Regions from separate parts of the Homo sapiens genome. Here region 1 is linked to region 2. Evidence: chromatin contacts called from ENCODE Hi-C or POLR2A ChIA-PET data. All regions are on one chromosome and are shown on one strand. The core of a region is the stretch at or near the end of the contact, and the rest is flanking DNA. Distances in the headings are between cores, read along the strand shown. Region 1 holds the start of LINC02399 (long intergenic non-protein coding RNA 2399). Region 2 overlaps ATP2B1 (ATPase plasma membrane Ca2+ transporting 1).

Region 1 (2,700 bases), core at 150-2,649, 280 kb after region 2:
TAAACTGCACATTCTTAAACAGGTTTTCCATCTCAATTTTCAATGGACTTTATTGACTTAGTCCATTGCATGAAGGCTCAAGGTGATTTTGCTTTGAAACACTCAAAGAGAGCCTTATTGAAATATGTTATTGATGTTGAAAATGACGCTGGATAAGAATAGCTGTCCTAAATGGATCTTTGACCCCTTAATGTAATCAAGATTATCAGGGATTTTTTTCCCCCTCTTGAGGCAACGGTTTTGTCATGGAAAAAAATGAGTGAGAACAATCAGAATGTTTTCTAGATTAGATACTAGGTGTCGGAATACAGAAGATGTCTGTTCTGGCAGACTGATTATTTTTCCAATACCAAGTACAGTACAGTTTCTGGTTTACAATCCCCGCCTTCCCTGGTGCCAGGTTGCTTTGCCTGAAAACTCCCATCCCAGGAACTTGAAGCACCATTCAATACAGCTACAGTATACAGGGCAAAGCTCCATTTCAAAGGTCAATGTATAATGAGATAGGAAGAATCAGCTTCTAGAAGGGTATGAAGTCCATATTTGAATGGTTCTCAAACTTATATTCTGAAGGGAAACTTATTACTTTTGTTTCTTTTCCCAAATTTGGTCTTCCCAGATGTTAAGGATCCTGGTGTCAAATTGGAACCCAGCCTACTTGACGTTGAAGTCTCCAGAATATAGTTTGGCTTCAGGGAATGTAGCTGCCTTGTGCGGTATCTGGAAGAGGCTTCTTTGATTGTGACTTTTACTATGTGGCCAGTTCTGATGGTCTGGTGTATTTTCAGAAGAATGTTGAACGTAAGGTTAATCAGGGAGATTTTAATTTATTGGGCACTATAGACGTGAAACTTTTTAAAAGCTGATGAAAATATTTGAAAACTGGAAAAAATTATAGGCTACAAAATAGAAATACACTGCAAAATGAAAGTTTCAAAAACAAAATTATAAAAATCCTTTTGCAGCATAAAGAAAAATGTTATGTTTAGGATGAGATTGGGTATGTATGTATGTATTAACATGTTTGGTATGATGTGGGCAGAGCAGGAAGGGCTCAGCTATGAACCTCTTACTGTGGCCCTGCGGCTGGGCATATTGAGATACAGCAATAGATACTTCTGGGTTTAAATAAACACTTTTTCTTTTCTGGATAAAAGTTTATTGTTTCTGGTTTGCCTCTCAACAAGAGATACTAGTAATACCAGCTTCGATCTAAAAACTTCAATTTCCTATGACAGCAACTGAACAATGTCTTGAAATTCCATCATTGTTAGACTGGGTGGGAAAATTCTAGCTGAACCTGCTTCTTTTATTAAGAGGATTGGGCTTTGTGACCTCAGAGAAGAATTTTGGCAAAACAGATATGCTGATTCTAGTCCTGGTAGCAATTGCTGGGCTCTCAGCAACTCTTCATGTGGGCTCTTCCCTTCCCCCTTTCAAAACTTGCAATTAACCCTGGGTAAGAGCCTTTTTTATTGAAATTCAGTTGAGGGACCCATAATTTAACTGTACGTCAGGAAACAAGAGAGACAGAAACTAGGAGTTTTGCCAGACACCGGGGAACAGCTTTATATTATCACGGAATCCTCAAGTTGGAAGGGGCTTTCAAAATCCTCCTGCTCAACCCCCACACTCTACAGATGAAGGAAGGCAGGAAGGCCAAGATGAGAAGTTACTTACTCCAGGTCTTAGAGGTGATTTGTGATTTGTGGCAGAGAAAGGATTAGCAAACAGGCTCCTGACCTTCTGTCTCACTCCATGCTGACTGAGAGTGGAAGAAAAAATAAAGTCCACTTTGGTGTGGAAATGCTTTCTACTAAGATTAGAGGAGAATGAATCATTGGAATTTTTTTTTTTTTTTAAACAGTGATTCAGAGCAAACTGCGTAGAGTATGCAAGATACAGGGAAACACTGAATCCTGGGGCTGACAGTTTACATCCTGGCTGTTTACCAAGTGTGTATAGACATGGAGTCTTTTGATTCTGCTTGTTGAATAATTATATTTGATCTTAAAATCTCCCCAGCTATACTGTGATAGGTTTTGTGCCTTACAGTTTATGAAGTCTCCAGTTATTAGTGTGGGCAAAGTCTTGTTGTATATAGAGAACAGCTTGTAAATTTTTTGCTCTGAGAATCTCCAAGGTGAAATCCACTCATATATACTCATTGCTAATAGGAATAATGATAGATTCTGTGCTTTTCTTATTAAGTGTTGAGTTGATTTGGATGCAGCAGTTCTGCAATTTCCTAAAATACATCTTTGTGTTTCAGTAATGGAAAGCTCAGAAATTCTCTACAGAGATATTCTCTCACTTTTAAGCCCCACCTGCTATTTAGGCAAGGCAAATATTCCACTGGTGGAAGATGTAACTCAGGGCTAATAATCTGCTTTTCAGAAATGTTATTTCCAAGATATTGACAGAATGACTTCAAACTCCTGAGCAAAGCATAGGGAGACGGATTTCCTAAGAGGCAGAGTGTTTTCTTTAAAAAGCTCTGCAACAAGCCCAGGTTATCTTTTACAGTCTGGAAGATAGCAGTTTAACCAAGATAAAAAGCTGTAAATGGTTATTAATCTACAACAGCCATTACTTTTGCACTGGGACATGATTTTTCCACTGAGCCCAAGCCTGTTCCAGGTTGGATTTCTGATTTCTTTCCATTGAATGAAAGGACAGGGCTGTTTTTACCAATATAAT
Region 2 (2,860 bases), core at 173-2,672:
ACCCGATTCACACCCTAAAAATCTGAAGTCCTTCAACCATGATAATTTACTGTAAACTTAAATATAAGTGCTTGCATGTAATATCTCACTCTCATAGTGAAAAGAGCAGATGGTCTATTATTATACATATCAAACAGATACTACAAGATTAAGAATGGTAAAGAGTTTATTCTACAAAGTTTTGGTACATTCAAATTATTTCATTAAAATGCTTTAAAGAAATCAAGGAATGACTCAAATTTAAATTTACTCAAGTCACATTTTTCACTTCTTAAGGGGCTTAAAGAAAACATACACACTCACATAAAAGATCATTAAACCTATACTGCTTGTTTAGAAAAGTAATTTATATTAGATGAGTAAAGAATAACATATAAACAAGAGTAAATTCACCAAAGGATTTTAGTTTTATAGAGCTGATAAAGCAGAAAATAAGCATTATCTAAAATGCCTGATTTATTAGTCTCAAAGGATTCCTAAATACCATCCCTGTGTCTGTGTTGACTAAAATTAGTCCTACTCCCCTAAGTAACTTACTTATCTAGTAGACTCTTCCAGAGGCAGAGACTAAGTACAGTACTTTAAAGGGCAAGTTACAGCTGCTGTCAGTTATAAACTTGGCATGAACACTTTAGCAAATCTCTCAGGGTGGGAAACAACTAGATTAGAATAAGGAAGGCATTAATTTGTTCTTCTATTATAGCCTTTATCACACAGCTGCAATGATTTGTTTACCTCTCTGTCCTTCCCAGTGAACTGTAACTCATGGGAGAATCTGTGCCATTCATTTTTAACCCCAGCACTGTCTGGAACATAGTAGGTACTCTTGAACCATAAGCTAAAATAAATTTGAAAAACAGATTTTACAATGGAAGCAACCACAATTTAAATAGCAGAGCTAAACAAAACTTCCTAACACTGTTTAAAAGAATATGTTAGGTGTTAGATGAGTTAAGAGAAAGTCACAGCTTTCAAGGAGTTTTCAAACCATCTTGGTATGCCAGATATATTATAGCTTTCCTTTAAATCCTTTTAGACAACAGAATAAGTTAAAGGATATTTCAGATTTTAAAAGGAATTACACGCCTGCTACATGGCAAAGTTTTTTAACCAGGGTCTTAGATTCTTGAGGGTATGCAAAGAAATAATACTGAATTATAATATTTCATACAGCCTGAAAGAAACAATACATTTATTTGAAAAATAATTTGTTAGGGTTACCCATGCTAAATAAAAATCTGCCAAATCAACATGGTAATAAAGTTGGCAAGGTCTAAATAATAATGAATACAATCTTACCCAGTAAATACCATTTGGTAAAAAAAACACTTAACTCCACATCTAACTAACATCTGCTCCAAAATTTGCTGTTTCTACACTATCTCCCACTCATAAATCAACCCATGACAATCTAGCTTCCTCTTTTATGCTGCGTTGAAACTACTCTTCCAGGTGACCATTGATCCTGTTCTTAAATCTAATGGACACATTTAGCCCTAATCTAACCTACTAGCAACCTTTGCTACTGTTAACCACTCCCTATTGAAATGTTCTTCTGCCTTCATTTCTCTGATGTCTGACTCTTATTCTCACTACACTGTCATCTCTAGCTGCTTGTTTTCACTTTCCACTGTCCTTTTTTTCGAAGAAGTCAAAGCAGTCAGTAGGGAGGGGCTGGATGGCACAGCAGCCTTTATAATTGCTTTCATCTGTTTTTAGTCAGAGTAAACGAGATTCGTTTATTGATAATAATAAAAATTTATTTGCATGTGCATTTACAGGGCCTATTTATTTTGTTTCTCTCATATTTCAGAATTCCACAATTCAATTAAAATGATGAAACCACAATGTAACAGTCTGGCTCAGTGAAAGTGTAAAAAAGAAAAAACCACCCAGGTTTTCTTATCCTAAAGGCCCAAGCACAGCTCCTGTTTCCCACACCCTTTAGTCTATAAAGAAATATGCCAGCCCAAAGCAGAATAGGTGACTCACCTCCCTCCCTGGGGCTGTTAGATAACTATTTTGGCTTTTGATAGCTGTCATTTTCAGTACAGATTATTCATTCATGCCAACAAAGTACTTAATTAAGCAGAGTATATGATAAAATTTTAATGTGAATGATCTCAAACACAGGTATCTTGAACTATAGAAATTTTTGGTCTACGGTCAAGTCAGTTGGTATCATCTTATCCCAAACATTTATGATAGCTGTCTCTTGGGAGGTTGGTCTAATTTTGCAAGGTTATACTTACAAAACCAAAAACAATCCCTCTGAATTTACCAAAACCAGAACAAACTTAAAAGTTAACACACTACAGATTAGTGGTTCTTAAACTTCAGCATGCATCAGAATCACCTCAATCACCTGTGAAAACACAGATTCCTGAGCCTCACTCAGTTGATCGAACACTTCATGAGACTGTCTAACAACTTCTCAGATAACAGTGATGCCAATGCTACTGGTCTGGAGAGCCACTACTGACAGAAAGTGTAGCCTCAACCTTGACTAGGGAACAAACTGCTGGATTGTCACCTTGATCCAAAAGTTTCCTCAAACAAATATAAGCAAATTACTTATGGTTCTTTATTATGCTATTCTTTTTTTTTTTTTTTGAGACAGTGTCTCGCTCTGTTGCCAGGCTGGAGTGCAGTGCACTCAGCTCACTGCAACCTCCGCCTCCTGGGTTCAAGCGATTCTCATGCCTCAGCTGGGATTACAGGCATGCACCACCATATCCAGCTAATTTTTGTATTTTTAGTAGAGATGGGGTTTCACCATGTTGGTCAGGATAGTCTCGATCTCCTGACTCCGTGATCTGCCCGCCTCGGCCTCCCAAAGTGCTGGGAGTACAGGCGTGAG

What was found. Hi-C counts contacts between places; a loop is a spot of excess contacts on that map. ChIA-PET counts read pairs that join two places held with the same protein, here RNA polymerase II (POLR2A). Pooled maps may share reads with other maps.
Region 1: a pooled map shows a loop between it and region 2 (4-fold over the local background). The contact joins the promoter of LINC02399 here to the enhancer-like site in region 2. A Hi-C loop is called at or near these places in 4 of 37 single-sample maps with no recorded cell type and 7 of 50 pooled maps. POLR2A ChIA-PET finds 5 or more read pairs at or near these places in 1 of 52 experiments (GM12878).

Annotation. Positions count from the first base shown.
Region 1 is chr12:89,946,294-89,948,993 of GRCh38, forward strand. LINC02399 (long intergenic non-protein coding RNA 2399) reads left to right here and starts at 1,400. Exons shown (of 3, transcript NR_135019.1): 1 at 1,400-1,459; 2 at 1,868-1,955. All of the region lies in intron 6 of LOC105369890 (a long non-coding RNA gene), which reads left to right.
Region 2 is chr12:89,662,254-89,665,113 of GRCh38, forward strand. All of the region lies in intron 1 of ATP2B1 (ATPase plasma membrane Ca2+ transporting 1), which reads right to left. Among named protein-coding and RNA genes, the nearest start is that of ATP2B1, 45 kb to the right of the region's middle. Within about 2 kb of position 1,423, at least 3 of the 41 ENCODE cell types and tissues checked have a DNase peak (open chromatin) inside an H3K27ac peak, as active enhancers do; they include GM12878, where a contact is called at or near this core.